Regions from separate parts of the Homo sapiens genome. Here regions 2, 3 and 4 are each linked to region 1. Evidence: read pairs that join two places in POLR2A ChIA-PET (ENCODE). Cell type or tissue: MCF 10A. All regions are shown on one strand. Each heading gives the region's core, and the rest is flanking DNA. Links, peaks and the distances in the headings are about the cores only. Region 1 has its middle 5.8 kb from the start of CYP3A7-CYP3A51P. Region 2 holds the start of CYP3A5 (cytochrome P450 family 3 subfamily A member 5). Region 3 holds the start of CYP3A43 (cytochrome P450 family 3 subfamily A member 43). Region 4 overlaps CYP3A43 (cytochrome P450 family 3 subfamily A member 43).

Region 1 (6,261 bases), core at 691-5,690:
AGTGTGATGTGATGCTGAGAAGAATGTATATTCTGTTGATTTGGGGTGTGGAGTTCTGTAGATGTCTATTCAGTCCACTGGGTGCAGAGCTGAGTGGACATGAACATTTTATCAAAGAAGAAACACAGCTATCAAAAATCCAGAAATATTGAACCTTGTTAATAATAAAGTGGCTGGCCTCTGGTTCATTCCTGTAATCTCAGTCCTTTGAAAGGCTGAGAAAGGAGGATCACTTGAGGCCACAAGTTCAAGACCATCCTAGACAAGTCAGTTCAAGACCAGACTTCATGTCTACAAAACATCAAAAAATTAGCCAGGCATGGTGATGCATGCCTGTCATCCCAGCTACTCAGGAGGCTGAGGCAGGAGGATTGCTTGAGCCTGGGAGATTGAAGTGGCAGTGAGCCATGATTGTGCCATTGCACTCCAGCCTGGGCAATGCATCAAGACTCTGTCTAAACAATAATAATAATAATAGTAATAGTAATAATAATAATAATAAAGAAAACGGTTGGGACGCCATTCCTTACTTATTCAATACACAAAGTTAAAAGCAATTTCTACTTTCTCTATTTTTTTATTACTAAAAAAAGCTGAACCATTCTCACAGCCTGAAATGCTTCTCACCTTCCCCTCTTCTATACAAACACTTCTCTGTTGATGATAATGCAGACAGTCTCTCCTTTAGGAATACTTCACACCAGGTAGTTCCAGATCCCCTTATCTCTGCCTTCCCAGAGCTCCTGGTGTCTCCCCAGTTCCCTCTGTGTGGTGAAGTACCCCCACCTTGGGTCTCAGCATGACTCGTTCTTTGAAGGTCTTGTTCACATTTTCCCTTATGGTTCTGTTCCCCTGTGTTGTGTCACAGCACTGGGCAGAGTGGACAACCCATTCACACCGATAGAGAGGGCCCCATGGTTCTGGAGATAACCATGTAACTGATCAGAATAGGGCATTGAGGGCTGGGTGTCAGGCATGGGCTGCACTTGGGTGGGCAGGCCCCCTGGAAAGTCACAGGATTTGGCAAGCTTCCTAGTAACATCTCTCCCTGGGGTCCTCTTGGAACTTCATGCCCGATGCTGGATGCTGGTTTATTCTCGAGAGATGGTTCATTCCAATAATCAATGAAACTCATGTCCCAACTAAAGTTCATAAACTCCAGTTTGTAAACTGAGATAATCTCAGCTGAATGAACTTGCTGACCCTCTGCTTTCCCCCAGCCTCTCAGTGCCCTTGAAATCATGTCAGTTCAAGCAGCCCCATGAGGCATTACAATGTTTAGTTATTTCAGTGTTTATTAAACCTTGCCCTATGCTGACCCCAGGTGAATCACAAGCTGGACTTCTGACAAGGACAAGCTATGATATTCTTTTCAATTACAGAAAAAGTAAGTTAACTGATAGGATTTTTTAAAGATGTTACTAGTTTTGGAAAGGTAATTTGTGCACATGGTAAACAAGAAGGTATAAGAGGATAATGCTTTTATACTGCTGAGAATAATGTTTTCTCTAATTTTTTTTGGTAGATGCTTTCATCAGATTAATAAAATTCACTGCTGTTAGTTGTTGAAGGTTTTTTATATCATGAATGGGAGTTGAATATTATCATGTATTATTAATATATTATTATTGAACTAGCAAAGGCTCTTCCTAAAACAATTGAGATGATCTTATAATCATTCTCCTTTAATCTGTTGATGAGATCATTGGTATTTATACTTTTTCTCTGTTAACTATTCTTGAGTCTCAGGTTTAAATTCAACTTGGTCATGGTGTATCATCTTTGAACACTCCTGTCTCTGGCTTGCTACTATTGTGTTCAGCATTTTTGCACTGATGCCGATGAATGAGACTGGCATGTCATCTTCCTTTGCGGTCCTGATTTTTTTCAGATTTGGATCATGTGGCCCTCATTGAATGAGTTGGGTGTGATGCCTTCTTTTTCATGTAACTGGATTGATGGGACACTTTGGAGTCTCTCCAGATGGCCCTCAATGGTCCCTGCCTCCTCATTGTTAGGCTCCTAGGCAACCCTTTCTCATTTCTGGTAGGCCCAGGAACCTGTGGGTTTTATGTTTGTTTGTTTGTTTGTTTGTTTGTTTTTTGAGTTGGAGTCCTGCTTTGTCTCCCAGGCTGGGGTTGGAGTGCAATGGCCTGATCTCGGCCCACTGCAACCTCCACCTCCTGGGTTCAAGTGATTCTCCTGCCTCAGCCTTCTGTGTAGCTGGGATTACAGGCATCCACCACCACTCCTGGCTAATTTTTGTATTTTTAGTAGAGACGGGGTTTTACAATATAGGCCATTGTGATCTCTTGGACAGGCTAGTCTCAAATTCCTGACCTCATGATCTGCCTGCCTCAGCCTCCCAAAGTGCTGAGATTACAGTTTTGTGCCTCCACACACAGTGAATCTGTGGTTTTTAAAAGCTCCTCATGCATGTGAATTCTGTGAGCATCCCGGGATGACAGCCACTGTGTGTCCAGCTGTTAAAACTGTGAGAAAGCACCAGCGGGACCCTCTCCAGCATTTGCTTGCTGTGGTCATGAAAGAGGCTTGTTGGGGAGATGATGCCCTGGTTGACTCCTGAAGGATGGTTAGGAATGCACCAGATGGAAGCTGGGTTGGACCCAGTCTATGCTAAAGAACAGCTTGTGTGGACACAAGGAGACACGAACACATCATTTTTGCAGAGCCTGGGGAGTAGCCAATCGCACCATTTGCTTAAAACACCGTGTACAGTTGGAGAAGTGGACTGAGACAGGCTGAAGAAGCTAACAGTGGCCAGATGAGAAAGGGTCTTGTGTTACTTCCTAGATATACTTAGATTTTATCCTGTGAGTGATAGGAACAGTTGCAGGGACTGAAGCCAAGGAAGCATGCTTTAAGATTCCATGTTTTTTGAGATGCTGTCTGGTGGCTGAGTAGGGAATTCCCTGGATAAGTACTGCCCAGGGTAGGCAAAAGAAGCTAGGAGGTTACTGAAATAAGGAGTATGAGAAATGGTGTAGGTTTTGCTGATGTTTTGTAACACATCTCATGACAATCTTCATTTCCTTCACCAATTTCCTGTTTCATTAATTCCCTTCCACGTGCTCTTCTGAAATTTGCCTCATATTCTTTGATTTCTCTTTTACATGTTGGTTTCATCACCTTTTACTTTTTGCTTTCCTGGAAACACAAATGATTCTGATTGTGACATGTCAGAATTATTTGCAACATTCCCCTTTCTGCTGAAACATGAGCTCACTGAATACACAATTTAGTAAAGTGTAGGATGCACATGTTGTTTTCATGGTCATAACCAGCTCTGTAGCATTTTATAACTACACTGGCAGTGTGCTGGGAGGTGTAGAGAGAAATATTTATCTCATGTGTGGCTGACACAACCTGCCAAGTTGTTTTAGGAGCCTTCTTGGAATCCCAGCAAGAACACCACTGATGCAATTTGAAATCACAATGTCCTGCTCCATGCCCTGGCTTCATGGCTTAGTCACGTCTGAAGTCTATTTCTAACTATCTGTTTCCACATCTATAAAGCATGAGTTAAATCATCCTAATACTACTCATCTTACAAAGTTTTCTTGCTGATATTAGGAGAGTTGGGAAAGAACTGTATAAATTATGAAGTGCCATGGAGATGTTGGTGGTTACTTTATCAAGAAATAGACACTCCAGAATAGAGTAGAAAGAAAACAGTTATGATTAAGTCCTCCTCCTCTTCTTTTTTTTTAATTTACAAAGAAAGGTTTAATTGAGTCACAGTTCCATATGGTTGGGGAGGCTCAGAAAACTTGCAATCATGGCAGTTGGCAAAGTGGAAGAAGGCACCTTCTTCACAAGGTGGCAGGAGAGAGAGAGCTCCTCTTCTTTTTTGTTGTAAAGTCTACAGAAGTGCATATACTTCAGGGCAAGGGCAGGCAGGGAGAAGAAAGGACATTGCTTCACCCCAGTCCTCACTGACAAGTTTGCTTTGGGACTTCATTTTGTCCCAGCATATGGGACAGAGCTCTGGCCACTACCCATTCAGAAGGCCTGAGCTGCATTGCTAGTTCCCCACTAACTCTGTGTGTCCTTGGGCAAGGCTGGGCTTATGTCAAAAGATTATGACCCTGGGCTCTCCAGCTACAGAATCTACATATGAATCCTGGCTCTGCTAGAGCAATTAGTGACGTAACCTTGGATGGGTCAGTTAACCTTCCTGTGGCTTAGTTTGCTCATCTGTAAAATAGGGATCATAACAACATCAATACCATGGGTTGTTAGACAGATTGAATCAGTTAATGCAGGGTAAATACTTAGCATGACACGTATTCACTATCATTTCCTTGAGTAAAAGCTGAGTGTGAGTGGGTGTGAGAATGTGTGAAACCCTTTCACTGCAATCTCAGTTAAGAAACCCATCCATAATTTAAAGTTCAGGGCCTAAATGGGTGGTTATCTTCTCCCAGTTGCATCCTATCCCACCTTTGCTCTTCTCCTGCCTGTAGGAGCTGTTGGTCTTTGATTGGGCTGGAAGACCTGGTGGACCCTAAGTGATCTATAAGAGAATGAGAATAGAGGACAGGGAATGTCTTCAAAACTCCTAGAGGGACACAGAGGCTGAGAGGCAGGCAGTCCTGCAGGGGTCTTCTGATTGGGACAAGGAGGACCTTGGTCTTCATAGGCCAATTCTGGTCAATTTCCCCCATGGACAGATGAGGAAACAGATCCAGGAATATCCAAGGTCTCACACTTCCCATCTGTCAAGTCTTGTTGATTCTGTTGTATTCATGTCTTTCAAAGAGAGAGAGAGTTTAAGGAAAGAAAGAAGGATCAACTGTGTCTGATATCACTGGGAGCTTAAGTAAAGGGTTCTTTTACTTCATAGCATTTTTCCCAATTTGTAATTCAGTATTATTTTTGTCACTGTTTAGTATCTCTTTGTCCTATTAGAGAGATAGCTTCATCAGGACAAGGATTTTGATTCTTTAATATTTAGTGCTTGCCACATGCCCTGAACACAGCAGGCATACAGACTAACCAACATACAGTGGCATCGAAGTGAGACACCTACCTCCTCCAGTGCCTAGAGTACATGTCCATGGACCTGTCACTCTCCTCAACACCACCCCTAAGCATGAGGCCCGAAAGCATTGCTAATCCCCTCCTCCAGCCACCAAAACTTAAAGGCCAGGTGTGGTGGCTCCTATCTGAAATCTCAGAACTTTAGGAGACAGCAGCAGGAGGATCACTTGAGGCCAGGAATTTGAGACGAGCCTGGGCAACATAGCTAGACACCATCTGTACTAAAAATTAGCTGGGCATGGTGGTATACCTGTAGTACCAGCTACTAAGGAGGCTGAGGTAGGAGGATCACTTGAACCCAGGAGGTGGAAGCTACAGTGAGCTATAACCACAGCACTGAACTCCAGCCTGAGCAACAGAGTGAGACCCTGCCTCAAAACAATTTCAAAAATAAATAAATAAAAACAAAACTTAGATACCACGTGGTCACCCCAACATGCAAAATCAAGTTTTCCCCTACTGAGAAGAATGGGGACTTGAGAGCTGAGTTACAGAGAGATAATCTGTCTTTTTTTTTTTTTTTTTTTTTTTTGGTTTACATCCTCAAGATCATGACCTGTGAAATTTGAATCTAATACACAAATCATTCCAGAGCAATGTTGCTTCTGCCTACCACGAGTAATTCACTTGGCCACTGGAAGTCAGAACAAGCTTCCCAGAAGAGAGGTACCACTTGGACTACCAATATAAAAGGATGAAAATATCGGAGTGAAGGTGTTCCTTGCATCACTGAGTCCCTGGACAGCCTGTCCACTCATGCTGATATCTGAGCCTAATGCTTCTCTGAATGTTGAGATTTAACTTTGATCCAATGAAACCAGACCAAGAAAGAAGAAACGTCTTTCATTGTTGATAAGGACATGATTTTTCTCACAATTTTATGATTATTTTTCCTTAGCTGTCCTATAATTATCTGCTTATTTGTCTCTTCTCCATGTGCTTAGGGTACAAAGTTGACCAAGACCAAGAATAATGTCTGGGAGCACAATACTGACAGCACAGCTTTAAAAACATGATGAATGCTTTAATACAGGAAATGAGTAGGGGAGAGGCAAGTGTTGCTTGGGTGTTCTTCCAATGCATAGTATCTTCCTTGACACAGTCAGTGCAGCTCTCAGTAGGCAAGTCCCTACATGTTAGAAGATGTTACTTTCTGTGGAATTAAGTGGCAGAACATGCCTTCAATTATTTTCCTTT
Region 2 (6,183 bases), core at 1,170-6,169, 62 kb after region 1:
AATGCACAGATTCAATGCAGTCTCTCAAAATACCAATGGCATTCTTCAAAGAAATAGAAAAAAAAAAACCCTAAAATTTGTATGGAACCACAAAAGACCCAGAATAGCGAAAGCTACCTTCAGCAAAAAGAACAAAACTGGAGGAATCATATTACCTGACTTCAAATTATACTACAGAGGTATAATAACCAAAACAGTATGGTACTTGTATAAAAACAGACACAGACCAATGAAATAGAATAGAGAACCCAGAAACAATTCCACACACCTACGGTGAACTCATTTTCAACAATGTTGTCAAGAACATACACTGGGGGAAAAGACAGTCTCTTCTGGTGCTGGGAAAGCTGGATTTTAACATGCAGAATAATGAAACTAGAACCCTGTATCTCACCAGACACAAAAATCAAATCAAGGTGGACGAAAGACTGAAACCTGGCTGAGTGCCGTGGCTCATGCCTGTAATCCCAGCATTTTGAGAGGCCGAGGCGGGTGTATCACTTGAGGTCAGGAGTTCAAGACCAGCCTGGCCAACATGGTGAAACCACATGTCTACCAAAAAATACAAGAGTTAGCTGGACATGCTGGTGCGTGCCTGTAGTCCCAGCTACACAGAAGGCTGAGGTGGCAGAATCACTTGGACCCAGGAGGCGGAGGTGGCAGTGAGCTGAGATCATGACAATGCACCCCAGCCTGGGCAAGAGAGTGAGACTCTGTCAGAAAAACAAAAAACAAAAAAACAAAAAACAAAACTGAAATCTGAGACCTCAAACGATGAAACTGCTACAAGAAAACATTGTGGAAACTCTTCAGGATATTGGTCTGGGCAAAACTTTCTGAAGAACTACCCCACAAGCACAGGCAACCAAAGCAAAAATGGACAAATGGATCAGATCAAGTTAAAAAGCTTCTGTACCACAAAGAAAGCAATCAACAAAGTGAAGACACAAACCACAGAATGGGAGAAAATATTTTCAAAGTCACACTCTGACAACAGATTAATAGCCAGAATACATGAAGCGCTCAAACAACTCTGTAAGGAAAAATCTAATAATCCAATCAAAAAATGGGCAAAATTTGAATAGACATTTTTCAAAAGAAGACATACAAATGCCACATAGGCATATGATAAGGTGCTCAACATCACTGGTCATTAGAGAAATGCAAATCAAAACCACAATGAGATATCATCTTACCCCAGCTAAAATGGTTTTTATCCAAAAGACAGGCAACAACAAATGCCAGCGAGAATGTGGAGAAAAGGGAACCCTTGTACACTGTTGGTGTAAATTAGTGCAACCACTATAGAGAACAATTTGGAGGTTCCTCAAAACATTAAAATTAACATTAAATAGAGCTACCACAATATCCAGAAATCCCCATGCTGGGTATATACCTGGAAGAAAGGAAATCATATATTGAAGAGATAACATCACTCCAATATTCACAATAGCCACTATTCACAAATGCCAAGATTTGGAAGCAACCTAAGTGTCCATCAACAGATGAATGGATAAAGAAAGTACTCCAATTATACACAATGGAGCACAATTCAGCCATGAAAAAAGCATGAGATCCTGTTATCTGTAATAATATGGATGGAACTGGAGGTCATCATGTTAAGTGAAATAAGCCAGGCACAGAAACACAGATATTGCAAGTTCTCACATACTTGTGGGATCTACAAATCAAAACAACTGAGCTAATGTCTGGGCCTTAGTCAGTGTTGTACCCAAGTACTGGGAGCACAGCTTTTAAAATACATCATGAATGCTTTAATACAGGAATGAATAGATGAGAGGCACAAACTGGTTGGGTGTTCTTCTGATACACAGTATCTTCCTTGACAGATTCAGTACAACTCTCAACAGGTAAGTCTCTTCATGTTATGTTACCTTATGAGGAATTAAGTGGCAGAACATGATTTCTATTATTTTCCTTTGCAGAACAAGACCAACTTTATTAGTTGGGACACAGTGTGGCTGCATTTGAGTCCCAAGCAACCATTAGTCTATTGCTATCACCACAGAGTCAGAGGGGATGAGACGCCCAGCAATCTCACCCAAGACAACTCCACCAACATTCCTGGTTACCCACCATGTGTACAGTACCCTGCTAGGAACCAGGGTCATGAAAGTAAATAATACCAGACTGTGCCCTTGAGGAGCTCACCTCTGCTAAGGGAAACAGGCATAGAAACTTACAATGGTGGTAGAGAGAAAAGAGGACAATAGGACTGTGTGAGGGGGATAGGAGGCACCCAGAGGAGGAAATGGTTACATTTGTGTGAGGAGGTTGGTAAGGAAAAATTTTAGCAGAAGGGGTCTGTCTGGCTGGGCTTGGAAGGATACGTAGGAGTCATCTAGAGGGCACAGGTACACTCCAGGCAGAGGGAATTTCGTGGGTAAAGATGTGTAGGTGTGGCTTGTGAGGATGGATTTCAATTATTCTAGAATGAAGGCAGCCATGGAGGGGCAGGTGAGAGGAGGGTTAATAGATTTCATGCCAATGGCTCCACTTGAGTTTCTGATAAGAACCCAGAACCCTTGGACTCCCCGATAACACTGATTAAGCTTTTCATGATTCCTCATAGAACATGAACTCAAAAGAGGTCAGCAAAGGGGTGTGTGCGATTCTTTGCTATTGGCTGCAGCTATAGCCCTGCCTCCTTCTCCAGCACATAAATCTTTCAGCAGCTTGGCTGAAGACTGCTGTGCAGGGCAGGGAAGCTCCAGGCAAACAGCCCAGCAAACAGCAGCACTCAGCTAAAAGGAAGACTCACAGAACACAGTTGAAGAAGGAAAGTGGCGATGGACCTCATCCCAAATTTGGCGGTGGAAACCTGGCTTCTCCTGGCTGTCAGCCTGGTGCTCCTCTATCTGTGAGTAACTGTCCAAACTCCTCTCTTTGTTTCCTTGGACTTGGGGTGCTAATCGGGCCCCTTTTCCCTTATCTGTTTTGAAGATCAAAAGAGATGTTCAAGGAGAAGTAGCTGAAGTGTTGGACGCTACAAACGCATAGAAGTTATTATTATCTTATGCAGATCTATGAATGAATAAATAAGCATTTCTCCCATCCACCTTCTAATTTTGGTGACTAGGAGGGTTTAGGGACAGCATTTGGTAGTGGGAATGATTTGATTAGCTTAGATCTGACGAAGACTAATCAATGAAAACATGGCAGCGGCAGATTACAAACTGCTGATCATGATGGACAGTGTGATCCTCATCCCCTTCCCAGGCTCTGGGGATTCTGGGTACAGGAAGGAGTGGCTTGCATTTTTGTCTCATTAATTCGCTTTCTGGGTTCTGTGTCTGCTGGAAGGGATGTGTAGCTGTATTGCCCCTGTAGACCTGGTTCCTGCTCCCCCGCCTTCCAACCCAGGATATCATTTACATAACGCACCAGGGGACACCAAGACTTCATGGGAAGCTGTCCCCTGGCTCTTCCCTCTTTCCTGTGCCATGCCCCTGAAAATCCCCTCCCTCCTATGAGTCACTCCTCCACCCTGTCATACACAGGATGGTTTATCTTGCAATGATTAACCTCTAGAGCAAAGGAGACCTGGAGGAAGTTTCGAGGATTTATTCTTTGCTTTAATCTTTTTCCTCCCGTCTCTGGGAGGCTAGGATTAATATAGAGCTTTGTTTCTCACCTAATGGGAATCTACTAGCAGCCTGAAAAGGCAGGAGCCATGAAAGCCAATTTGGATTTTACATATTTTTCCCCTTTATGTTACAGTACAGGAGGGCAAACCCTCTCACTGGTGGGATTCCTGGCATCCTAGAGCAGGTGGAGAGAAGAGTTACTTTCCACTGTGGGTAGTGGAGGCTCCACCTGTCCCATTAACTTCTACCTCAATTTGACTTTTATTAAGAGCAGGGAACCACAATGACATGAAAATAGACACTATAAACCTCATTTTAATTCTTTCACAGAAAGCTTAGGAATTCAGTGAGTTGTGGCAACATGGTTTCCATTGTCTAACATTTTTAAATGAATTGATATGGTTTAAATTCATTCATTTTTAAACCAGAATTTTTTGGAGATAGACTATTTCCAGCATGTTCCTTCTGGATGGTAAAACAGGGCTGTTAGTTCAGTATTTGTGACAATAAGTGTGTGTAAAATAATGTCACCTTTCCTGAATGTCAGGAATATGAGTCTAATGCACAAATGTATACCTCTAAGACAAGACTGCACGTCTTTTCAAATATACCTGTCCGGCCATTTATTTTAATAACTCCTTTTCGAATATACCTGCTTAGCAGATTGTCTTAAACTCTCAGGACAGGGGAGTAAGCAAGACTGTGAGCCAGTGACGATAGCAAAGGCTTCCAGGTAGGATCCATATGAAGTGAGAAAATATTCCTCAGCTCTCAGGGTAGAACTCCAAAGAGATATTCATGGGTCCTGGCCCCACCGTGGAGGTCACTCAAAGGGCAAACAGGTTGGCATCTCATCTGCTTCAAGCCTGGACACAGGGGCACCATCTGTGTCACTCTGTGTGTGGTCTGCCATGTTGTGGGCCGGTCACTACAGACTCGGGCAGCCAGGCAGACAATGCCTTAGCCTTAGACAATGCTGGTGCAGCCCAGGAGTCAGAAAATGCAGTGTAGACCAGGCCCTCCTTAGGCCAACACAATTACATGCAATAGATGACTGGCTTTTCTGTTAGTCTCTTCACTGGACCCAAAGGCTGCATTACTCTACCAGAGGGGAGCTGGAAAGAAACTAAAGAGTTCGCCCAGCACAGCATCTGCCTTGACATGGTACCATGTGAATCTAGACACTCACCAAGATCTTTCCTTGGGGGCCAATGCTGCTGACACATTAACTCAATAGCTTGTCCTCACCTGAGAGGTCAGGTAATGTGTTTAAAGTTCAGGAGCAGAGATTAGTGTCATTGATTTGACATGGCTGTGACAACAAAGGAGGGAACTGAAGTGGGAATACCCAAGGCCACCCTGGCTTTGGCAGGTGGTGCACGCACTTCCACTAACTGTTCTGGGGCAGGGAACCAAATGTATGACTGGGCCTGCTCATGCTGCCCCTGCTGAGTCCTCCAAACCCTGCCCTTCATGTAATTTCTCAGTTTTATTTTATCACATTTTATAAGTCACTGGATGTTTACAAAATGTTTGGAACCTATACTGCCTTGAAGGCTAACCTCTAAAGAGGAGTAAACAAGGTCTTAATACAACTCTCCGGGACGTTTTATCATTACTTATCTTATATGCCATACTGCACCATTTGCTATCAACAGGAAAGTACCTGGACTTTGGAAGGTCCCTCTGTGTCTTTTAGCTGAAAGTACATATGAGGCATGTGGATTCTTTTATGCACATCATCTTTTTCAGCCACATTTTTGTAGTTTGCCTCTCTGGAGCCAACTGTGTGGGGCTAGCAGCTTCACAGCTGAATCAGTGTCTGGCAACCTCTTCCTTCAGCCTCTCTTCTTCCTCCAGTTTTCCATCCCTCAGTCACACCGGAGGGGGAAGGTCTGCAAGGATCCAGAACCATCAGTTGGAGGAGTTTGCACATGACTCATGAAAGATGAGTTCCAGGCAGGCCTGCCATAGTGAACACCAGGCTTAATGGGTTTTTCCTCAGAGATACTTCACGTACAGAGGCAGTGAACTGACTGCTTTCTGGTTGACCACCTTGAAAAAGATGAGTGTGCCTGGCACTGTGCTTCTCAGGTGAGTATGACCTGAGAAGTATTAGTTGCTGGTTCTTCTGCACACAATCATTCAAGGACATATGGATCAACCATCCTCCTCAACAGCTCAAATCAACCAGATCATCTGACCACAGAGACTGAGGTGTACCTGAAAGCTGCCCACATTTCTATAAGGCCAATAGAAGCCATGAACACAGTTGTCAATCTGTAGAAATAAGGACTCCATGACTCCTCCAAGGCCTCTCTGTGAATGAACGTTTAAGAAGGGCTAGATCCTAAAACAGGGTCAGAGCTTAGAGGGAAGAAAAAGCATAAACATTTCTGAGCAAATTGTAAGGGCAGTGTCACCATAGGCTCCCAGTGACCCTCTGTGATTGAGTGCATACAGTGATGCAAAATCTCATCATCAGTGCAAAAGACAAAAAAAATCTTACTCTTTCTACCTAGGATGAGAGTCCCCAAATCAGCGAAGAGTCCACTTACTAAACAGACATAAGGAA
Region 3 (6,261 bases), core at 442-5,441, 89 kb before region 1:
GATCCAATTCCTCCCACCAGGTCCCTTCCTTGACACATAGGGATAACAATTCAAGATGAGATTTGGCTGGGGACACAGAGCCAAACCATATCACTAGGTGAGGTTTTTTTTTTTTATCTTTTGAACTAATAATGAGTTTGTGTATCACTACATCCATTGAATTACAGAGGGTTACTGAGGCCCTTTGCTGACACCTTCTTTCCTGTTTTCTCAGAGGTGTTTATGCTTTTCCTTCCCTCTAAACACTGACCTTGTTTTAGGATCTGGCCATCCTTAAACATTCCTGCACAGAGGAGCTCTGGAAGAATCATAGTGTTCTTATTTCTATGGAATGACAACCATATTCAAGGCTTCCACTGGCTTCATAGAAATGTGAGCACCTTCCAGCTACACCCAAATCTCTGTGGTCAGATGATTTGATTGATATAAACTACAGTAAATGTGATTGACCTATATGTTCTCTGAATGGCACTATGCAGAGGAACCAATGACTAAAGAATAAATTTCAAGGCCATTCCTCCTCTTGTGCAATCTGGCCCTCCAACTGGTGATCCTTACTTGATAAGCACAATGCCAGTCATGCTCACTTTTTTTTTTTCTCAAAATGATCAGTCACACAGAGTCAGTTTACTGCTTCTGTACATCAACTATCCTGCAGGAAAACCCATTAAGTCTGGTGCTCCTTATGGCAGGCCTGCCTGCAACTCATCTTTGATGGGTTATGTGTGAACTCCATCAATTGCAGGTTCTGGATCCTTGCAGAACTTCCCACTCTGGTGTTACTGAGGGATGGAAGACTGGAGGAAAAAGAGAGGCTGCATCCCGCCGATGTAACCATGCAACTGCTGGTGCCACAAAGTAGGCCCTATAAGGGTAAGTTAGGAAAGTGTGGCTGAAAATTATGGTATGCATAAATAGTTTTAAATGCCCCTTATGTGCTTTCAGCTGAAAGAGAGGTCTTCCAAAATTCAGGAACATTTCTGTTGATAGAAAAGTTTCACTGTGCTACATAGCATAAGTAACCATAAAATATTCCAGACAGTTGAATTAGAAACTTGATTTCTCTTCTTTATAGGTTAGCTTTTCTTAGATCCTAAATATTCAGTACAAATAAATAAATCTTATAAAATGTGATAAAGCTGAAAAATTGCATGAAGAGAATGTGTTTGAAGGACCCCACAGTGGCACCCTGGCCAGGCCCAGCTGTTAGCTTGGTTCCCTCTTTGGGGATCTTTTCCTACTCACACATCGAAAATAACCTCTTGGGTTTCCAGTTGTTTATAATCCATTATCTGCCCATGCTAAATTCTGGTTGTTAGTCTAGGTAGATCAAAACTCATAGTCAATCAGAAAGCATCCCCAGGATTGAATGATGTCAGTAAACACTCTTAGTAACAGAAATTGGAAGTTGAATGAAGAGGAGGTGGATAATGTTTATTTACTTCTTCAACGGATCTGTGTAACATCTGTAGGGTCAAGAGAACATTCCTCTATGGAGGTTTGATATTTGAGTCTGAGAAATGAACTAACAGTAGATCAATTAATAGGAGATAATCCTTATAAATTTATCTCATGAATATGCATGGGAGCCTTGAAAGATATGATACTCAAAGAATGGCCTGATGATTGAAGCTTAAATAGCATTCTGAGCTATAAAAATGTAGTATCTTCTGATGGGGAGTGGGTGACACAAGACATGAGAGAGTGAGGGAAGAAAAAGCATGATAAACAAAAGTCATCTTATTATAATGTCTGTCAGGCATCAGTGCTCCAAAGAACAAGTATTATCAACCTTAGTCTCCCTTTCTGTGAGCTAATATTATTTTTTTCTTTTTTTTTTCTTTTAGACTAAGTTTTGCTCTTGTTGTTCAGGCTAGAGTGCAATGGCGCAATCTTGGCTCACTGCAACCTCTGCCTCCAGGGTTCAGGCGATTCTCCTGCCTCAGCCTCCCGAGTAGCTGGGATTGCAGGCACCTGCCACCACACCCAGCTAATTTTTGTATATTTAGTAGAGACAGGGTTTCATCATGTTGACCAGGCTGGTCTTGAACTTCTGACCTCACGTGATCCACCCACCTCGGCTTTCCAAAGTGCTGGAATTACAGGTATGAGCCACCATGCCTGGCCCTGCTAAGATTCTTTTTCATGAGATTATAGGGAGGGGGCTCAAGACCATTGCTTTTTTTTAGGAGGATCTTCCTTTAGGTATGAGAACTTCAGAGAAAGCCCCTTCCTATATTTTGGGAGAAATAGCAGGGTTGGGAGACAGGAGAACATAAGAGTTAGCTTGGTTCTGAAGACTTTCTGAGACCTTTCAATTTCCTTTGGTTCAAAGTCCTCAACATGCTTAAGTGCCATATTTTGGGGTTTCATTTTTGGAGCCCCAACTTTCCCCTGTCATAAACTTCCCTAGAAAATGTACATACTAAAGCTGAGTTGATGCTTGTGGAGAGGACAATTGAATTGGTAGCTGAGTCGCAAGGAATCACATTAAACCAGTATAAACCAGTCTCACATTCCTAGCAATGTCAATCCAGTTAAACAGCTGTGCCTCATTTCAGGAGGTGATGTTGCAGGTCTGCTGTCATGAAAGATAGGTCTGTATATGGTGCAGTTAAACAGGTACTTAATAAGAGGTCATTCTACCAAAGCAAAAGGAGACCAAAAGTTAATCATTTAGCAGACTAGTTTCTGAGTTCACAGGGCAGCCAGACAAAAAGATTTCTACATGTTGGTTTTGAAACAGCTCCAGTTGGAGTAGAGGTAGGCAATGGTGATCTGACAGATTTTTTTTCTCTCCTATAGCTCCTTAGGGCCAGATCTGAAAGACTTTAAGTTGTTGCAATTTCTCTGGAGTCTGCTCTATCACAAAGAATTCTGCAAAAATCACATTTCCTGCCTTTGTGGACCAAACCAATGTATTTCTTAAATGTATTTGATATCTCATGCCTCCCTAAAAGAATAAAACCAAGCTGCACCCTGACCACCTTGGGTACATGTTCTTAAGACCTCCTGAAGGCTGTGTCATGGGCCATGGTCACTCATATTTGGCCCAGAATAAATCTCTTCAAGTATTGTACAGAGTTTGGCTCTTTTTGTTGGCAGCATGTATTAACTCATTCTCTATTACAATTCCCCTGTCTTGATGAATGGGCTCTGTTGAGGCAGGGGGCAAGGTGAATCTCTTGGGTGGTTACAGTGAAAATCCATACAAAATTTTACATGCATATGTGCTGGAGGCCCACAATATATGAGACTAAAATAAGGACTGAATGAGTAAAGCTTAAATAGCATTGTAAGCTAAAAAGTAGGGAGTGGCTTCTGATAGGGAGTTTCTGACACAAGTTATGGGAAGGTGAAGGGAGAAAACACATGATGAACAAAGGTTATTTTATTGTGGAGATAAAGTCTCTCAGGTAGCAGTGCTCCAAAGAATAAGTATTATCAAACTTTTTCTCTTTTCCTGTGAATTAGTTTTCTGATTGATGAGATTATTTGGAGAGGCTCAAGACAATTGCATTCTTTTTGGAAGATCTTCCCTTAGTCAGATAAGAGAACTTCAGAGCAACCCTGCACTTCAGGAGGGAAAGAATGGGGGATGGGTAGACAGAAGAGGGTCAGAGATTCTGAAGACATTTGTGAAGTCTTTCAGTCTTCTTTAGTTCAAACTACTCAGTATGACAAAGTTTTATTTTTTTTTTTGAGACGGAGTCTTGCTCTGTCACCCAGGCTGGAATGCAGTGGTGCAATCTCCGCTCACTGAAACCTCTGCCTCCTGGGTTCAAGCGATTCTCCTGCCTCAGCCTCCCAAGTAGCTGGGATTACAGGTGTGTGCCACCATGCCTGACTAATTTTTGTATTTTTAGTAGAGAAGGGGTTTCACCATGTTGGTCTGGCTGGTCTTGAACTCCTGACCTTGTGATTGGCCTGCCTCCACCTCCCAAGTGCTGAGATTACAGGTGTGAGCCACCGCACCCAGACTAAATTTTACATTTTCAAATGTTGTATTAGGAGTCCTAACATATTAATAATATTTTATGTGTTCACAGTATTTGGCACTTAGGTAACTTCCCCTCCGTTATCTCTTTTATCTTCAAAACAAATAAGAAAAAGATGGGCCCAATTAGCACTTCAGGTCTTAGAGTTAAGAGCAAACATGCCTGCATAGTTACTCACATATAGAGGAGTACCAGGCTGGTAGCCACAAGAACCCATGTTTCCATGGCAAAGTTTGGAATGAGATCCATCACCAGTTTTCTTTTTCAGCTCTGTCTTCTGAGTTTTTCTTTCAGCTGTGTGCTGCTCTTTGCTGGGCTGTGCATATAGAGCTTTGTTTCTCTGCCCAGAGGTGATTTAGTTAATGTTAACAGCGATATTTATGTGCTGGAGAAGGAGGTGGGTCTACAGCGGCAGCCAGTAGAAAAGCCACTTATGCTACTCCTCATATGGAGGGATTTGGGTACCCTTTTCAAATTGACAATTGGCAAATAATTATGGCTGTCCTTATTTTGGCCTCCTTTGATTTCCTATTCTGTGAACAATCAGTAAACAAATCAGTCACTGCTATTGGTAAGCCCAAAGGTTATAGATTCTCAGGAACCTAAAGAAAAATACTTCTGCAAGAACATCTGCCCAGCAACTGCCTGTCCAACCTCAAACTGATGTCAGTCTTGTTATTGATCTTTATAGCCAAGGATAATCATTCCAAAACAAATATGTAATCCTTCTCATTATTTTTTTAAACTTTGTCTTACTTTACCTACCTGAATAAGCACATAGTTTACCTTGGCACGCATATTCCCATTGCAATGCTTTATTCCCAAATAAAAATAATTCTTTTTAGAAAGCCTATCTCTGTTTGTTATCTAGGTTGCCAAATCATGCCTCCAGGTAAACAGACAAGAAGGACTCCCTGTGCCTCAAAAGCAAAAACAAACCCAAGAGGCCATGGCAGGTTTAGGTGATGGTCATGTTCTCTGTGTTCTTAGTAAGTGTTGCAAAACCTATTTTTCTGTAGCCAAGTCAAATAACATTTTCTGAAAAAATCTGTACCTGGGAATTTTCCAACTGCTCACCAACAGATCATGTGGTAAGAACTAACTGACCACCTAGGAACAGCCAATTAAGAGACATGTGACTTGGGGCTTAAAGGCTGTCTAATCAAGACTCTTTTCTTCACTCCTCTGACTCCTCTATCCTGCTCTGTGGTTTTTGACTTTATAGCTCTCCACCTCCGAGGCTGCATCTCCTCAATCTGCAGACTGTGTTTTATAGAAAATGAAGCTCTCCCTCTGTCCTCCACAGATCCCACAATCTTTACTCATATTTCCTGGTGATGAGGAAGGGATCAAAATTGGCTCTCAAGATCCTCTCCCTTGTCATCTGGACTAATCAATGCATTGGCACCAGCAAGAGTCCTCTAAGCTCAGTTATCTTCCTGGCCTGGCTGTTTTGTGGAAAAATCAGTAAATCCTCTTACATCCAAGATCTCACATTTAGGATGAGGTCTTGAGGTCTTTATTTTTTTCAGGGAACCTGCCCTTCTGGCTCTATGGCTACCCACTTGTGGGGTATGCTTGCACTTGGAGGGGCATGCCCATGTTTCTTGGGGTGCATTCATGCTGCATCAAGCAAGTTCATGCCTCACAGGATACTCCATGCTTCAGTGTTGCAAGGACTATCGCATTTTATTTGCCCTTGAAGGGACCCCTTCCTAAGGTGAGGGCTATGCATAACCTAGGTCCTAAGGCCATGGTCTCTAAGGCCTGCCATCGGGTAATTCGGTGGCTCTGTCTCTGATCAATCACTATCAGGTACTCTGGCAGTTTTTCAAGTTTAAAATTTAAAGGTAAAGGCTCGACAGAAATGGATGTGAGAGATACACCTAAATTGAACTCCGAAGCATGCAATGAGGATAAGAGGAGTCTGGACTTCTCAAAGACAGTAAGAGGCTTTCTTTCAATCTGCATTTTTGAAAGTTTCAAACACAATTGGGACTTTGGCTGTGTTTTACTAGGAGACTAACCTGAAGAGTTAACCCATGTCTCAGAAAATCTGAAAAACTTGAAGACCCTAAAATGGAGAGTCCCATATCTTCCTGCTGCTGCACTTGCATTCTACCTCCACTTTTCCCTTTTTACCATCACTGTCTTTGTCTGGAACATTGCAGGGACCTGGCAACTTGGTACCAGCAGGGGCCATTGAGCCCCTGGCTCCTTCATGATGATTGAAAACTGGGTGGGTCTCTCATGAGTTTTGGAC
Region 4 (6,261 bases), core at 685-5,684, 96 kb before region 1:
CTTTGTGCGTCCACTATAGGGAGACCCCCTATATCTGTGGGACAACAAACCTCGGGTATTACCCCAGACGAGTGATGCCACATTGCTATTGTTGTGGGAATGTGGCTTATGTATGAAGCTATTACCCAGGGTTGTGAAATTACAGCTATCTGTCTGGGGAAAAAAGGAAGGCAGTAAGGTATGACTTAATTCTCAAGCTCGATTTTCCCTTTGTCATAGTGAGTTTAGGGTCTCAAAGATTTTATTTTTGTTCACATACTGAATATGCATGGAGTTTCCTATGACACGCATATTCCCCTTGCAATGCTCAATTCCCAGATCATCTTTTTCTTTTAGATAGCCTCTCTCTGTTTGTTACTTAGGTTGACAATAGCATTATCCAAACAAAATCTGGGCTGAGATTGTTCTCTCTGCAGTAAAATAACTCAGCATAGCAACAGCTCTATCCAATGCAAGTTTCCAGAATACTCACCCCCACATTTCTCCGTATTTTTCATTACATTCTCTGTCAAAATTCCAAAGACCCTGGCAGAAGAAACAAAATACAATTCAAGTATTATTTCGAATGTACTGAACGCTACATTTAACCAGGGCAAAAAAGTCAAATCCAATGACTTGCTACCATTAGGCTTGCTACCATTTACTGGCAGTTAGAGGGAATCTTTTTTTTTTCCTTTTTTTCTGCTGCCCAGGCTGGAGTGCAATGGTGCGATCTTGGCTCATTGCAACCTCTGCCTTCTGGGTTCAAGCTCTTCTCCTGCCTCAGCCTCCCAAGTAGCTGGGATTATGGGGGCCCGCCACCACACCCAGCTAATTTTTGTATATTTAGTAGAAATAGGGTTTCACCATGTTGGCAAAGCTGGTCTCGAACTCCTGACCTTAGGTGATCCTCCTGCTTCAGCCTCCCAAAGTGCTGGGATTACAGGCGTGAGCCACCACGCCCAGCTGGGAATCTTATTCAGAGACCTCTTAAGGAAAAGGAGAGAAAATACAGAAGATATTTGAAATGGAGAATTTAAAGTCACTTTTAAATTTTCTCTAACTAGTGTAGATATTGAATGACTTACTTCTGTCTATGAACACTAAGCAACTCATTGTCTTTCTGATGTGTTTTCATTTCTGCATATGTTGTCTCTGCAATCTCATAAACCCCTGAATTATCACCACCATGGGAACATGAAGAAACCGAGGCTGACGGAAAGTGAGTGAGTGTCTCAAGGGAATGTGCAATCTTTTATCTCCTTGTTCAGCATCCTTTTCATTTATCTCATGTATTCTCTCTAGAATTCTAGCTGAATTAGAAAGTCAAAAACATCAGGGACCACTTTTAGTCTAGCAGATTTAAATAAAAGTCCAAGGCATTTTGTTGAGCGAGAAAATGAGTGAGTGGGCAAATGACAGAGTGGACTCACTTTCCAGTTTTCCAGCTTAACACATAATAAGTGTGGGAAATGCCACCTCTAGATGTCAGACACAGCACATTACAATACTCACTCAGAGTTTTCACTTCTGACACTTAAAAACAAACTTTCCTGCTTCCTTGTTTCAGTTTTGATGTTCTAACTAGGCAACATATAGCCCAGGACATGTGGATTTACTAAAGGATCGATCTGGGAAATATGAAGAGAAAATTATTGCTTTTTCGGGGGGTAAAAAAGGATGAAATTCTTAAGTGGTAATTTTGCAATGAAGGCCTCAGTTGGGAGAATTAGAATCTGAAAAACAAGCCTCAGGTCTGTAAGACAGAAAACCTGAGTCAGAGAGCAACCTGTACACAGGCTTTCTTACTGGCCATGTGGACACGCACTTGTGACTTTCCATCATGGCCCCAGGCCCTTGGTGGAGCATCAGACCAGGGTAGCCACAAGGCTCAGTCAAAATTCGAAGACTATGAGACACATATTACCTCCTGTTTAGATAATTAAATTTTGAATAAGTTTGTCAAATTATCCCCTTTCTAGTTATTTTGTTAAGTAATTTTGCCTTTCTTTTAAAAAAAAACAGAACTCATTTTGTGGTTAAATATCTGAAGTTGATGGACAGCCTCCATATTGTCTTCATTATAAGCACTCCCTGCTCAGGCTCACTCATAGGGTGCTGCCTTTGAAGAAAAGCAGCAGGAAAGCAGAACCTTCTTGTTCTTCCTCTCAAATCTGTAAAATACATCCTGGGGAGAAGAAGCTGGAGCACAACTGTGGAACTACCTGCAGGGAATTTAACAGTTCTTGAGAGAATTCAAGTATGTGCAAATTATCCAGCGGTAAATAGCTGCCTAGTGAACTGAATTTTCTTTTTCTTTTTTTCTTTTCTTTTTTTTTTTTTTTTTGAGACACAGTCTCGCTCTTTCACCCAAGCCAGAGTGCAGTGGCGCTATCTCGGCTCACTGCAAGCTCCGCCTCCCGGGTTCACGCCATTCTCCTGCCTCAGCCTCCCGAGTAGCTGGGACTACAGGCGCCCGCCACTGCGCCCGGCTAATTTTTTTTTTTTTTTTTTTTGTATTTTTAGTAGAGACAGGGTTTCACCGTGTTAGCCAGGATGGTCTCGATCTCCTGACCTCGTGATCCGCCCGTCTCGGCCTCCCAAAGTGCTGGGATTACAGGCGTGAGCCACCGCGCCCAGCCAATGAACTGAATTTTCAAAGCTCTACAGGAGGAAGGAAACAAAAGCTTACTAAAGCTCTTGGTGAAAACAGGAAAGTTTGAATGTGGTACATGATGCTAATGAGCGCTACTGGGGCTCCCATTTCCCCATTTCTGCTTTTCTCTTAATACTAAGGACAACTGTAGCTTCTCAAAAATCTGCACAGGGCAAAAGGAAAGTCCTCTTTATGGTTCGCAAAGTCTGAACATCAAGTCCTGAACATCGAGTGCTGATCCCCCAGATATCTGTGCCGTGCAACTGAGGCAAACCCAAACCCCCTGACCATTAAGATGAGAGTCCTGGTATAAACCTGGCCCTGCTCTGGGTGGAGCATACACACCATTTCTGAAAGTGTAAAACATTGGAAATTCCTCCTGAGGAGGAGCATTTTTACTGATAGGACTAAGCTTGGGTTTGCATCGATAAGAAGCAAAAGAGGGAGCTCAAATAACACTTACCCTAAGGTAGAACAAAATAGTTCCCAGAAAAGGCAGAGGGGTTGGCCCAGGAATTCCCAGCTTCTTAAAAAGTTTATGTGAATGGGTCCCATAACTATAAAATAAAAGAGAAAGCCAGGTTACAGAAATTGTAACTTTATAGATAAGGGGTTGGCCAGACATTACCTCAGGAACTGGAATGTTCAAGGGAGGGAGGTAACATGGAGGCAATAAATAACAACAGAAACTCTGATGGCAATAATTACATTTTATAGCAGGATTTTAAGGAATCAGAGAGACCAATGGGGTTCAGGAGGATATTTATTAATTATTTAGGTACACTGGGCCAGTCAGATTAACATCCAAAGGACTGAGCCTCACTTTCTTCCAAGCCTGACTTTTCGGGTGCTCCTGACTCTGCTTCCTGCCTTATTCTGACCAAAGACAGATATACTGGCACACATGGGGATGGACATTCCCTTTCCTCAGGTGGGGCCTGAATAATTGATTTCGGCTGATCTTTGGGGATTCCTGCAAGCTCTGCTCTAGTTACATCTCGGAAGCTGACTAGTCTATGCACAGCCGAAGCTAAGAGTACCATCTCTGGATAAGTAAATGTGGATACAATTTACAAGCCTAGTTATAATTCTGTCAGTACTGATTGTTCTGTTGTTACGTTATTACTGCAAATGCTGCAAATGTCTATGCCCAGAGGAAGGTTTGCCATTCCCACGTGTAGTGTAAGCATGTTTCTATTACATACGCTAATGTTGTTACCATTTCTGCCTACACTAAAAGGGGAGAAATCTCTAGAAGGATGCCCACACTGTGTACACACTACCTGGGTAAGGAATACCATAGTCAAAACTCTACTGTACCATAACTACTATGAATGTGCAGGAACCAAGTTAGAAACCTGCACATACAACCAGACCACCTATTCAGTCTGTGACCCAGGAAATAATCAGCTATATGTATGTTATGACCCTAAGCTCTCACCCTATGAATTCTGGCTTGAGGTACATGTTAAATCAGAGGGAGAAAAAGAAGGAGAGCTTATAGCTCAAACCAAAGAAGCCCTTCCCCTCTATAACAGGCCTATTTCCTTGTATTTTGATGCCTACCATACCGCATATGTTCATAATCCTAAAAAACCAGAAGCAGTCTGCAATGGTTTGACACGAGAGGCTTATCAGCAGCAGTCCTAAACATCTGTACAGAGAATGACAAATCGGATGCCCAGACTGTAACATTAAGTGGTCTACACTGACACAACACCAACACCTATATTCAGGGAAGACTGTTCTGCTAAGTAGTATGTCAACCAAACCAGATCGTAAGACAAAGACATGCAATCCTTTAAATTTTACTATCTTAAAGCCAGAGCTACCTTTTTGGTCTACAGGACAGACAGCACTATTAAGAGTTGATAGGCAAGGAGCAGGCCTTAGAATTCCACTACTGATTGTCAAAAAGACTAGAAGAACTCAGATGTGTCCAACCCCACAATTCTGGGTTCATAAGTCATTCTATAAGCATTTTGATCAGCCGGTGCCCGAGCTTCCCCCATCAACCAAAAACTTATTTGCTCAACTAGCTGAAAACATAGCTGGCAGCTTAGGAATTTCCTCATGCTATGTATGTGGAGGAACTAATATGGGGGACCAGTGGCCATGGGAGGCAAAGGAATTAATGCCACAAAATAACTTCACTTCGCTTAACCCTACCAGTGAACCAACAGCCTCAACCAGTGTTTGGTTGTTAAAAACCTCCATAATTGGAAAGTACTGTATTGCCCAATGAGGAAAGGCTTTCACAGGGGCAGTAGGAGAAACAATCTGCCTAGGGCAACAGTATTATGATGAGACTAAAAACAAAACTCTATTGAAGAAATGCCCAGAACAACTCCTACTTACAAGATCAAAACCCTTTCCCTCCACTGTCTATTCTAAGCCGCACTTGGCATCGGCTAGAGGCTCCAAATGCTTAGAAAGCACCCTCTGGCCTATATTGGACCTGTGGAGCACAGGCATATCAGCTGCTGACTAAATGGACAGGGGAATGTGTGTTAGAAACAATCAAGCCATCCTTCTTTCTAATTCCTCTAAAGCCAGGGGAACTCTTAGGATATCCAGTTTATGATGAAAATAAAAGAACTAGAAGAGGCATAATCACAAAAATAAACACAAATATCAAAAAAGATGTGGACATAGGAGACTGGAAAGATAACAAATGGCCTCCTGAAAGAATCATTAAATACTATAGGCCAGCTACCTAGGTGCAAGAAAGGTCATGGGGGTACCGTACCCCCATCTATATGCTCAACTGCATCATAAGGTTGCGGGCAGTCCTTGAAATTATAACCAATAAAACATCAAGGGCACTAGATTTATTGGCAATACAAGCAACACAAATGAGAAATGCTATATATCAAAATAGGCTGGCTTTAGATTTCCTCTTAGCCTCAGAAGGAAGAGTATGTGAAAAATTTAATTTAACCAATTGTTGCTTAGAAATCGATGATAATGGCCTAGCTGTCATGAAAATCACAGCTAGAATGTGCAAGATGGCACATGTTCTAGTTCAGACTTGGTCCAGGTGGTCCCTGGATTCCTTATTTGGAGGATGGTTGTCAGCCTTTGGAGAATTCAAAACCCTCATTAGTGAGTTCTTGCTTATTTTTGGCATTTGCCTCATCCTCCCTTGCCTTTTACCCCTGTTTATTAGGAGTATTCAGTCAACTATAGAGGCAATAGTAGCCTGACACGCTACCGCACAGTTGTGGCATTAACCAGATATCAGCTGCTGCCGGTAGAAGAAAAAGCTCAGCTCCGCGAGGAGGTGGCAAATAGTGGTGCTTTCTATTAACACTTCTGTTGTAAAAAGCACCAAAGGGGACAATGGAACAGGAATTAAAAGAAATTAAAGAGTGCGTAAGCAGAAACTGAGTTGTATATGAAAAAAACCCAACTTCCCCTGAAAAAGAGAAAGAGCTGGAGTCTTTTAAAAACTAACTGCCTGTTTTTCTGAGGCTAGTGAGCCTTATCTCTCCTCCCTTCCCAGGCATTGCAAAGACCCTGTTTCCCTAGCTGTGCAGCTGCAAGGTCACTAGACAGATAAACTCAAGTCACAAAACGTGTTTTTCCTTGAAATGTAAGAAATGATGTAATGCATTTCTCAATTG

Evidence for each region. ChIA-PET counts read pairs that join two places held together with the same protein. Peaks named below come from ENCODE experiments on the same cell type or tissue, not always from the same donor. Only the 100,000 strongest peaks of a DNase experiment are listed, where the experiment ranks them.
Region 2: POLR2A ChIA-PET joins it to region 1 with 11 read pairs; 2 of 35 experiments call an interaction of 5 or more read pairs at or near these places.
Region 3: POLR2A ChIA-PET joins it to region 1 with 11 read pairs; 2 of 35 experiments call an interaction of 5 or more read pairs at or near these places.
Region 4: POLR2A ChIA-PET joins it to region 1 with 11 read pairs; 2 of 35 experiments call an interaction of 5 or more read pairs at or near these places.

The regions. Positions count from the first base shown.
Region 1 is chr7:99,737,842-99,744,102 of GRCh38, reverse strand. It overlaps a transcript of ZSCAN25 not described here. Among named protein-coding and RNA genes, the nearest start is that of CYP3A7-CYP3A51P, 5.8 kb to the right of the region's middle. RefSeq lists a cis regulatory region at 1-1,426, enhancers at 2,642-2,660, 3,985-4,003, 3,843-4,355, 5,070-5,081, 6,173-6,202 and 1 more and a promoter at 5,997-6,261. In MCF 10A, for the core only: no CTCF peak of the experiment used is centred there; a DNase peak (open chromatin) is centred at 3,422.
Region 2 is chr7:99,676,524-99,682,706 of GRCh38, reverse strand. It overlaps CYP3A5 (cytochrome P450 family 3 subfamily A member 5), which reads left to right and starts at 2,711. Exons shown (of 13, transcript NM_000777.5): 1 at 2,711-2,881. The coding sequence starts at 2,811. It also overlaps a transcript of ZSCAN25 not described here. RefSeq lists promoters at 2,020-2,758, 2,626-2,791. In MCF 10A, for the core only: no CTCF peak of the experiment used is centred there; no DNase peak of the experiment used is centred there.
Region 3 is chr7:99,826,102-99,832,362 of GRCh38, reverse strand. It overlaps CYP3A43 (cytochrome P450 family 3 subfamily A member 43), which reads right to left and starts at 4,350. Exons shown (of 13, transcript NM_057095.3): 1 at 4,177-4,350. The coding sequence starts at 4,247. In MCF 10A, for the core only: no CTCF peak of the experiment used is centred there; no DNase peak of the experiment used is centred there.
Region 4 is chr7:99,833,384-99,839,644 of GRCh38, reverse strand. CYP3A43 (cytochrome P450 family 3 subfamily A member 43) reads right to left here. Exons shown (of 13, transcript NM_057095.3): 2 at 3,099-3,192; 3 at 473-525. Among named protein-coding and RNA genes, the nearest start is that of CYP3A43, 8.5 kb to the right of the region's middle. In MCF 10A, for the core only: a CTCF peak has its summit at 1,468; no DNase peak of the experiment used is centred there.